Linked DNA regions of Homo sapiens: region 2 is linked to region 1. A link is a loop called in an ENCODE intact Hi-C map of the cell type or tissue named here. Cell type or tissue: PC-3. All regions are shown on one strand. Each heading gives the region's core, and the rest is flanking DNA. Links, peaks and the distances in the headings are about the cores only.

What was found. A loop is a pair of places that touch in the nucleus more often than their neighbours do. Peaks named below come from ENCODE experiments on the same cell type or tissue, not always from the same donor. Only the 100,000 strongest peaks of a DNase experiment are listed, where the experiment ranks them.
Region 2: a loop joins it to region 1, with 2.8 times the contacts of the local background. A loop is called at or near these places in 5 of 110 quality-filtered maps.

Annotation. Positions count from the first base shown.
Region 1 is chr3:107,984,360-107,989,747 of GRCh38, reverse strand. No RefSeq gene overlaps it. Among named protein-coding and RNA genes, the nearest start is that of LINC00636, 100 kb to the right of the region's middle. RefSeq lists an enhancer at 3,956-4,015. In PC-3, for the core only: no CTCF peak of the experiment used is centred there; DNase peaks (open chromatin) are centred at 1,057, 2,307 and 4,087; H3K4me3 peaks cover 664 bases; H3K27ac peaks cover 4,148 bases.
Region 2 is chr3:108,128,554-108,133,941 of GRCh38, reverse strand. The region is part of intron 1 of LINC01215 (long intergenic non-protein coding RNA 1215); the gene reads right to left. Among named protein-coding and RNA genes, the nearest start is that of LINC01215, 6.2 kb to the right of the region's middle. RefSeq lists a silencer at 1-19 and an enhancer at 1,688-2,887. In PC-3, for the core only: no CTCF peak of the experiment used is centred there; DNase peaks (open chromatin) are centred at 1,051 and 2,631; H3K4me3 peaks cover 1,000 bases; H3K27ac peaks cover 3,476 bases.

The DNA of each region.
Region 1 (5,388 bases), core at 73-5,072:
CAGACAACATGCACACACACTTAAAATTCAATGTTTTCCTTTCCCTGTAGACTTTTAGTAAATTAAAAAAAAAAACAAAACCATAAACTTCAGATATCTTATAATTACAAATCTTCCATTCAGCAGTTTGCAAAACAGATGCATTTTGTTAATTTTCATCCCATCTGGATGACATGTAGAAGTTGCTGGACATTTGAAAATGGATGTTGACATCGTCAAACATCCCCCAAGACTTAGGATTGTGAGCCTAAGGAAAGACTCAGCAAAGGAAAGAAAGAAAATGTGTTCATTCTAACAGGTCTTTGTTTAAGTGCACACTACTTTTGATCATAATCTGTGGACAATGTTTACGGAAAAATCATATGCTAATCAAATGGTTTAGTCCTGGGAAACTTTAAAGCCCTATAGACAAGCAAAGAGCCTGCCCAAGTACAACTGAACTCTCTCTCTGCCACCCAGCCCCAATTCAATCACAATGCTAGTGTGACCTCCAATTGCTGATATTCCAAATTCTGAATATTATATTTAGAGATCTCTAGTGGAGATCACAGATTTCAAAAGAGTGAAACAAAATGTGGAGACCATAAGGAACATTGTAAAGCTTAATACTGTTACCAAAGTTCAGCTTCGTATTAGGTGAAAATATCATATAGGGCTCGGTTCTTCTCTGTCTGTGAGGCAAACAGGGCTGCCCCAAGATGCAGGGGAAAGCAGAGCTTTCTTGCAGCTTCTCCTTCTCTGAGTTGAGCCTGGAAGAGGAAATTTTAAGTGTAACTAAGGGGGAATGGGCCAGCCCTGCTTACACATGGCAGTGGTAAACAGAGTAAGCTCTGCACTTTACATAAATGCTCAAATCCTGCACTTTTATATAAAATGTATTGACTGACCAGCATATATTGGACACTTAACTATTTAGAATTTTTTAAAAAAGAAAAACCAAAAAAAGATGCTTCTGGCAGGGCTGCCTTTATGCAAAGTATTAAAAGTGACTCATCTGGATTATGGCTTTTTCTAACCCCACCCTTCCGTGTTTGCCTTTCCTTTTGCTGAGCAAAACTTTATGCCAGGCAGGGCTCACTGCTAGTGAGGGGAATTTGGGCACGGTTCCAGGCCCCACTTGTTCCCTTGTCTTGAGCATCCTTGCAGTGATCCTTACAGTGATTTGGACTTGCCAGAGTTGCATCGGGATTGGCAGGAGAGTGCCCAGGGCTGCAGCGATGCATGTGGAGCACTGTGAGTGGAACTGGAGTTGGTCTGGCAGGCCTGGTTCAAAGTGCAGAGGTGAGAGGCAGCATCAAAATCATGTAGGAATCCCCTAAGCATTGACATACGTTGTCCCACCCAGCATCTCTGCAGGTAGAGCCCAGGCAAGCATAGAGCTGCAGGGGATGTGTTAATATTGTCAGTCCTGGAGTGTGAGGACATGGCTAGGAAGGTTTAGGGATTGGGCATTGCAGATCCTGCAGCCTCAGCTGCTAGAAGAGGCCCCAGAAGGTGGTCACCATTGTCTGGAGTCTTCTTCTGCCTTTAAGGTCAGAGCAGCTGGGGGAACTTTCCCAATCCTAGTCTCACCAGGCTTCTTCACCACCTAGGTTGAGCAGATAAGAATCCAGGCTCCTGGTGACCTTCATTCATTCAACATATAATTACCAAGGGCTTTGCATGTGCCAGGCACTGTGTTAGGCACTGGGGAGACAGTGCTGAGCAAGAAAGATGTCATGTCTGCTTCATGAAGCTTAACCCTAGCAGAGGGACCCTAAAAAGATATATAAGTAGTCATTACTTTTACCTGAATAACTAGACGAAGTGCAACACCATCATCCTCCAAGGTCTTGGCCAGGCACAAATCTCTTGACACCTTTTCTAAAGGAATTCAGACTTAGTTTGTAGATGGAAATGTATGTGTAGAGTCAAAGGGAGTTGAAAGACCATCTGGTACCCCTGCCTCTAGCTCACAGATGAGTACATTGACATACAGAGCCATGAGGAAACTTGCCATGGTCACATGGCTTATTGGGCCCACAAATAGATTTGAGAATGTATTCCCAACCACATACAAGATGCAAATGTGTATCCTAACATACTCTAATTATAAAACATGCATAATTATATTAGTGAATAGCAGGAAGTATAGGGGTAGAAAGTCCCAAATCACAGTAACCGTATTTTTGATTTTGGAATGCATTTCTGCATAACATATGAACCTGAATACGCCTGAAGTCCTGGGAATTCCCTTCAAACAAAGTGATGAAACTGCACAATAATGACCTGACTCAAGAGTTGCCGGGAAGCTGTCCAATATTTCCACGCTGGCTCTTGCTCAATTCTTCTGTGAAGTCTGTGCCTTCCGGTGAAAGTAGATTTCTAGGTCTTAGAGAATGATAGAAGGCCTCTCCTCTGCCCCACCTCTTTCATGCCTTTCATGTAGGCAAAGTAGACAGGGAGGGTGTTTTCTCCCAATCAAGCTATAATCAAACTGACTTAGAAGAAGCTATTAATGGTGAGTATCTGGATTGTTGCCAAAACAAGTATCTATTGTACTTTGTGAGGACTTCACCTCCTGTCCAGGAGGCCTGATTTTATCGGGCAGTCTGGGAAATCCCTTGGAGAGCTGGTCTGCTGCTTACAATAGAAAATTTCATAACGCTTCCCCTTGATGGTTTCCAGAGACCACACATTACTCTGGGTAGTTCTATAAACATACGTTTTTAAAGATGATTTAAGCTGAGCATTGGCAGGCCTGTTTGAAGGTTATTTTAATGGTAGTAGTAGAATTGGAAGATGTATTAATAACAATCCCAGTGAAGCTGATGCTGATGGGAATGATTTAAACATTTAAATTGTTTAGGTTGTAAGAAAATGTGTATTTTAAAAAATGTGTGAATTTGGTTGATTTCACTCTGTAGTCACCCTCTGGCTCAGTCTAATAGGGCAACCTGACCTCACAGCTTCACTCCATCGAAAGTGATTCTGACCCTGATGAAAATGAGGTTCTTGGAACAGGATGATCTGACGGGACAAGTTAGGCTTCTATTCCCTGTGTTATCTGGAATCCCATTGGTTGCTCAGATACTTCACTGGCATTAAGGGAATTCACTTAAGCAAGCCAGCCTCTTACTGTTTTTTCTTCCCAATCTCTTAGGGACCAGTTGGTGATCAAGAGGGTGTGGCCATAAACTTTTGCATGAGAGCAGCTTCTCCATTGGGTACTATTTACTCCCTTGCTTGCGTCCACGTTGCTTAATGGCAAATAGCTACACTGAAAAGAATCTTGCAGCAAAGGCAGGGGCGCACAAACTCCAATTAGAAATATGAAAGATTTTTAAATGGGTAAAAAGGATCACTGAGTGTCTTGTCTAGGGGTCATGTCTAACTTTCATTGTCTCTGAGCTATTTTACAACTCTGTAAGTTATGGAAAACTGATCATGCAAAATATTCTTATCCATAGAAAGGAAAGCAGTGAATTGTGTCTGCTGAAATGCAATTGATTATTGCTCTGAGGATATTCATCAGTTTTTCACCTATTCATTTCAGCATTCCTGCATATATATGTGCTTCTTCTTGGAACCAGCTGTAACATCTTACTGCTTCCTCATTAGCTAGAGTCAAATAAATAAAACCTTATTTATAAATATAAATATAAAATGAATAAATGAATAACATTTATTCATTTTATATTTGTCTGAGTGTCACAATTTAAACTACCCAAAAATATTAGTGTTTAAAGTATGTGTAAGCTGTGTCTCATGCAATACAGCTGCGGAAATATTTTTTAATATGGATTGTGATGATTATGAAGTAGGAAGTTGTAGCAAGTTCACCTCTATAAACCACCTAAAATGATGGTAGAGAACACTCAGTAAAATAACTGAAATATTTAATAAAAAGGGTCTGTCAAGCCTTGGACTCCAACATACAGAGAAAGTGGGTGAAGTATTTGTGTCAGGGGATCAAGAGGGTGGACCCCTCACTCTGGTGGGAGCTTCTGGTCATCACTTCCATGTCGTAACCACACCCAGTTGAGTGAAAACGAGACAGCCCGACATGAGGCAGCCGTAGGACCCACTTCCTGTTATTATGTGATGATTAACTGGTGCCTGCCTAAGATCCCAAAGCTACAAAAGGCCTGTCATGCTACCCAGAGGAGGCTCCTTTGTTGGTCAAAAATAAATAAGCCAAGACCCAGTGTAGAGAGAGGTAGAGGTAGCATGATGACCTGACAGGGTATAGTTTCCTTTCTTCCCTGTCATCTCATCTCTACATTTACCAGTACTATAAAAATGAGGAGGAGAAGAAGTGCAACATGCACACAACCTAGAGATGCTATAAGCTATTGCATTTATTTTTGGTTTGTTCTTACCTGACTTTCAGAAAAATCTATTCACTATGGGGAAAATTGAAGAATTGTCACTTTCAAGTTTAATGTTAATCCAAAGCAGACATTATTCTTTACACAAAAGAAAAAGGATTACCAAACTGTAGGATCCTATTTTCATTTAAATATATATATATATACACACACATATATATACACATATATACACATATATATACATATATACACATATATATACATATATACACATATATATATATACATATATACACACATATATATGTAATGTCTGGCAGAATATATGCAAAAAATTATCTTGGTAAATTGCAGGCAATTTTTTATTGATTTTATTTTTTGCTAACTGATTTTTTAAAATTTCTTGTAATAGATCTGAATTATAAAATGAGGAAAAAATTAAAAACAGATAAACTTAATTTAATCCTCAAGTCTATTAGGTAGGGTCTTTAAGTTAACAAGAAAGAGACCTACATGGGTTACCTTCATGGATGGGCTTTAAAAAAAAAATAGAAAACTGAAAACCCAAAAGGGACATCACAGCAATTTGTGTTATCAGCTGAATTGTCATCACTCCAGACCCAGAGTTTCTAAGACTGGGGTGTAGGGAACATCTCCCTGACAATTCGCTCAGTTAGACAGTAAAATCTTTAGGGAGCTGCATCCTAGAGAAATGATCGATGTTATGACTTAGAGTTCATCATAGGGCCATGATTTTTAAACAATAGGGAATTCTTTTCAGACTGTATTCGGCCTTCAAGTTGCTCTCTTCTGGCCAGTGAAGGAGGAGGTATCAAAACCTTTCACATGTTGCCAAATTCAGATAGCTGAAGCTCAGAGACAGAGAGACTGAGAACTTTTTGCAATTAATATAAAAATTCCTAGAGCTTCTGGATAGCTGAATATGTGGAGGTTCCTGGCAGGTGGTGGACCCAGGGAAGGCATGGAAGCTCCACACCTCTCCCCTGTACCTCGCCCTATGCATCTCTTCATGTGTATCTTTGTAGCATCCTTTATAGTAAAATGGTGAATGTAA
Region 2 (5,388 bases), core at 235-5,234, 140 kb before region 1:
AAGTAGGAAGCATCAGTGAAAGCCATCTGGCCTTCAAATACTGCTTGTCTCTCCCTCACTCTATTATCTTTCTAGAGTCCCTGAAACCCTTAGCTTTGTTCATTCTTCAACAGACAGTATTTATTAATGTCCTTCAAGTGTTCCATCAGGGAGCCGGGTGGTGGGAATTAATACAACAGTATATGTGTATGAATATACATGGGGCTGTACCCACAGAGCTTATTAAACAAGTGTTGTCAATGACGGGTGCCAAATACCATGACAGGAGAAGCATGCTTTACATAGGAGCCTTCCTGGGAACTTCTAATCCATGAGGGTAGAGGGAGGCAGAAGCTTCCTGGAGGAAGTAATATTTTTAACAACCCTACCCTGTCATTCTTTTGAACCAAGGCATTTATTTATCCTTGTTGAAATGCAAACTACTTACCACTTACCCAGGAGAATAACACTTTTAGATCATAAGAACTCTGGGTATGTTGGCATACATTAGCTTGTCCACAAGCTAAGGCCCTGAGGAAATGAATATTAGAATTATTAAATTTTAGATGGCAGCAAAAGGAAGATTAAGCCCATGGCTCTGTTTAAAGATCAGGAGGCCACTTCTATGGGGAACTTTTTGTCTGCAGAACTTTGGGGTTCTGGGGATTAAGATAGGGCTTAGGCTCAAGACACTAAAATAGGATTCAGGTTACATGGATGATTTCCCCTACATTATAGTTTTGCCTAAGCCTATTCTACTCTTGAGCTAGTCCTTACAACTCCCACTCATCAGGGAAAATGCCTCCACTTGGCTTCTGGATAGTGAAAGTGAAGTGTGAAATGTAAGAGGAAAAGTATCTTTATAAAATCTGATATGCCCAAGATAGTTCTGCACCAAGACAAGTTTAGCTGGAAAAAATTCATCTTTCTGTTTTTCTACAGGTTATCTCTATGATCTCTCCTTGTATGTAAATTATTTATAAGAGTGTGATTCTAAAACTCAAGGTAAAAATTCGTCACTCACTTTTTGTTTACATGAATACGTGCCAGAACCTACACTTCCCCATTCTTATAGCATTACAAAAATGCCGATACATGAGTCTCCTGTTTATTAACTGGAAAAGCTTTCAACTGAAAATCCCCACTGTGTAATTTATACAGGCACTTTGAGATGTAATAAAAATCCCTAACCCTAATCTCAACCTCTGTCCTTTTAAAATCCAATTCAGAACACTTGTCAAGTGATTGACTAGAAAGGTGCCTTCCATTAAGCAAATGCCAGGAGGTGTTTTCTTCTGAAAATGAAGAGAGTTAGCAAGTGATCAGCAACTAGGAATTTTGTCTCTATCCTTCCTGTTGTGAGAGCTCTAACTCTGAGCCAGGATCCCTGCCTCCAGCTCTTAGGAGTTTGAGTGCATGTGTGTGTGTGCGCGCACGTGTGTGTGTGTGTGTGTGTGTGTGTGTGTGTGTGTGTGCATGCATAGTCATGCTTTGGAGTGAAGAGGAAATTCAACTCTGAGTTTCCACTTTTCCTGTGGACAAAGATCTGTTCCTTGTGTCCCCACATGGCATGGTGGAAATGGGGCATGCGTCACAGAAAGGATAACATTTTATAGGCTACAGTGCACTAGAGCACGTTAACTTTTATCCCAACAACAAACCTGCAGAAAAAGAGTAGGTTAGTTACAGATGTTCTTTTGCTTACCAACTTTCAACCTATGGATATTCACAGATAAAATCCCAAGCTCTCCTGTGAGAACATACTACATGGTAACAGCAGATGATATGGAATGTACACTGCTGCCTTTTGAACTCAAAAACTGTGCTGTTCACCATCAATGCATTTGCTGTGTTTGTGAGAGTTTTTTTTGAGAAGTTTTCCCAAGCATTATTAACCACATCAGATTCAATAAATCCAAGAAAATGGAGAGTGTTCAAAGTCCTTGTTGATATATACAATTACCATGGAAACAGAAGAGATTTTTAAAAACTGGAAGTGATGAGAAAAAGAGGAACTCTTCACACGAATATAGGATGAATTATTCAATAGTAGAAATGATTATAAAGGGCAAAGAGCAAATCGTGCAACGTACAAAAGTGCTGTGCCTGTGTCCGTGGACAATATCAGCAAGAGAATGGAAGAGGAAGACAAAGGATGACTTCTTGAGTCGGCACCTTGACACTAGATGGGCAGAGGAGCCTCCTGTTCATTCCGGGGAGGGCTAACTTGGGAGAAGTTTAAGAGCTGGCCAAAGAGACTCTGCTCTTGAAACTGTTGCCTCAAGGCAAAGGGATGCCTCTTCCAGTCTGGTTCACATCCACATGAGGGGCGAGGCGACGAGAATGCAGGCTGTGGCTCCTAAGGACCTCCTCAGGACACTTGGGAGATCCCCAAGAACAGTTATCTGCCCCCACAGACTTCCAGCAGAGACAAATGACAAATGACAATAATTTTGGGGAAAATGTCCTTCACTCATTCAAAAGCTATATTTTTAGTGCCTTCTATGCACCAAACATTATTTTATCACCTAGGCAGACATGGCATTGAACATGCATAAACAAGAACACCAGCTTTTATTAAAAGCTTTGAGAAACTGATTCATGCTCCTATTCCTGGAAGTGCATTTGTGACAGCAAGCTTAGTCACTTTGGAATTTCCAACAAACAGATTCAATTACAACCATATTGTAAGTAGAATAGTTTCTGTGTTAGTAGTTGCCAGTCTAATAATGAGGAAACTGGGCTATGCAGGGCTTAAGACACTTGTCCTAAGTTGTCAGAGGTGGAATGGAGTCAAATCCAGCTGTTGATTTCAAACTAGTGCTCTCATCTATGCATCTCAATTCTTTACAATATGATCCAACATACTGTCCTATAGATGAACCAAAAACTGACTCTAAAATTTCCTTTCTCCAATTCTTGGAAGCCAATGACATGCAATGTCTTCAGTTTTATTTTTTGCATATGATGAAGAGCTACTTTCTAGTAACTTACTAAGTATTTACTAAGGATTACTACATTATGGCATAATGATCTAAAATTAGCACATTATTACAGTTTACCAATGACTTAATTCTGTGCTATACTAAGAAGATTGCATAGCACCAAAGAACTGTTAATTCTGGCATGTGACTCACTTAGAGACAAGGAGATAGTTTGGAACTTCTGTAATTTTTAGTAAATAGGCTATACATTTTGAGTGTTGTTATCATGAGTGGGCTGGAGATTTCCATTTCTGCCATTCTTACCTTTCATTATAACTCACTGTTAATTTGATTTTTAAATTCTCATTTAAATTGTGGTGGATTGTTGGGTTAATCCTACAATGAATAGTAATGTATCAACAGCATTTCACCTTAAATCTATCCAATGACTGGATTTTAAGACATAAGTCTATTAAAATTCAAAGTAGTAATTTATTTTGCTAAAGCACAAACGTGTAGAATCCACACTCACCTGGCAAATATACTGAGATGCTCATTATATTTATCAAATTCTTTTTATTAGAAAGCGGAAGTGAGTAGTAAAGGAGTGAACGCAGGATATTTCTGCTCATGCTTGAGAACATCGAGTATTATTTTAACCTCTAGAAAACTAGTACTGCTATCTTTTAGGTCTAAGTACCATTCCCTATTGGCAAGCTACCTAAAAGCTATGTCTAACCCCTTCTCCCTTGCTGCCTCCCAGCACAGAGGCTGGAAAATAAAATATGTGGTTTGCCCATCTTTCTTGAAGCTAGGGACAGTCATGTCATCCTGTCTGGCCCATGAAATGTACATGGAATTCTTCTGGGGGAGACTACTTAGAGAGTTTTATATTTCCTGATGAATTACCTCCAAATAATATTGAAGACAATGCCTGGAACAACAGCCATTCTGTAACTACAAGGAAAGTAGCAAGAGAATCACAAAGATCTGTTGCTAAAACCCTGAACCTATGCTGATAGTTGCCTACCTACAGATTTCTTTTTATGGGAGAAAGAATAAAACCCTATTTGTTAAGGTCAATGAGCACTGAGTTTATTGTTAGGATCCAAAAGCAAATGCAGTAATACTTATATATAGATAGGTAAGGATTTAGATGCTGACTTTTGTATATAATCCTTATTTGTAATATTGCCTCTGGGAAAAAGGTATTCTGGGTTTAAACAGATTTATTAATTAAAAAATTAAAACATAACCTTCTAATTGATAAATAATTTCAAGTGTGTATTTTCATCACCTCTCCCTCAATCTCACACTCTCATTAGCACCCTCACAAGCATTTGAGCACACACACCTGCTCCAAGACCTGTGTTTTTCCCCTATTACCTAGTGATGGGATGATAAATTGGTTTCATCTTAGGCGCCAATGGTGATAGATTGGGAATGGCTGTCTGGATCACAATGTTGAAAATAATTTTGAGGCAGACAACACAACTCATAAGGAAGAGTGCTGTGATCAATCGGCCAGGTCTGCCAGGGATATGAAAAATGGACTGGCAGCACCTGTGTTTTTGTAACAGTTGACCTGATCCAGTGTATCAAATTTTAATTGCTCAATCTAGCATAATCCCTTCTCTTCTCTCAACCCTGTAGGTAGGAATTTAGGATTTTCAAACTGGGACATTTGGTCTCTATGTTGGCTATAGTTCACTAACTAGAAAGTCAGGGTATAGTAAAGAAAACAATAGCCAGCTAAAGTATTTAAGTGGGAATTATATTAAAATGTCATGTCTTTAAAAATGTAAACATATATAGTCATGAGGTGCACCACTTGCTTTTCCCTTCAAGGAATAACTTGCTGTCGGGTTGCAAGATGTGCAGTTAGCCAACAGCATCCAGCTACACCGTCTGTAGAATCCACCTTAACTTTCAAGCCAAGGCCATGCACATCCTAGGCAGACCCAGACATTGCCTGAGCATGGAGGTTCATGGCCAGGCCAGGCCATTTCTATCCAGTGTGGGACTCTCTTGCAGGCAGTCTTTGCTATGGGACTTCCATTATATTGGCTAAGACTTCGTCAGATCTACATCATGGACTGAGACACTCCCAGCTCCATCCTGCTTCCTTCTGCCTCTCCTTTCATAAGTGGCACATCAGCACCCCTGTCTGATATGGTTGAGCTTTGTGCCCCTACTCAAATCTCATCTTGAGTTGTAATCCCCAGGTGTTAAGGTAGGAACCTAGTGGGAAGTGATTGGATAATGGGGAAGGTTTCCCTCAAGCTGTTCTCATGGTAGTAAGGAAGTTCTCATGAGATCTGATAATTTTAAAAGAGTGGCACTTCCTCACTCACTGGCTCTTCTCTCTCCTGCCACTATGTGAAGAAGGTCCTTGGTTTCTCTTTGTCTGCCGCCATGATTCTAAGTATGAGGCTCCCCCAGCAATGTGGAAATGTGAATCAGTTAAACCTCTTTCCTTTATAAA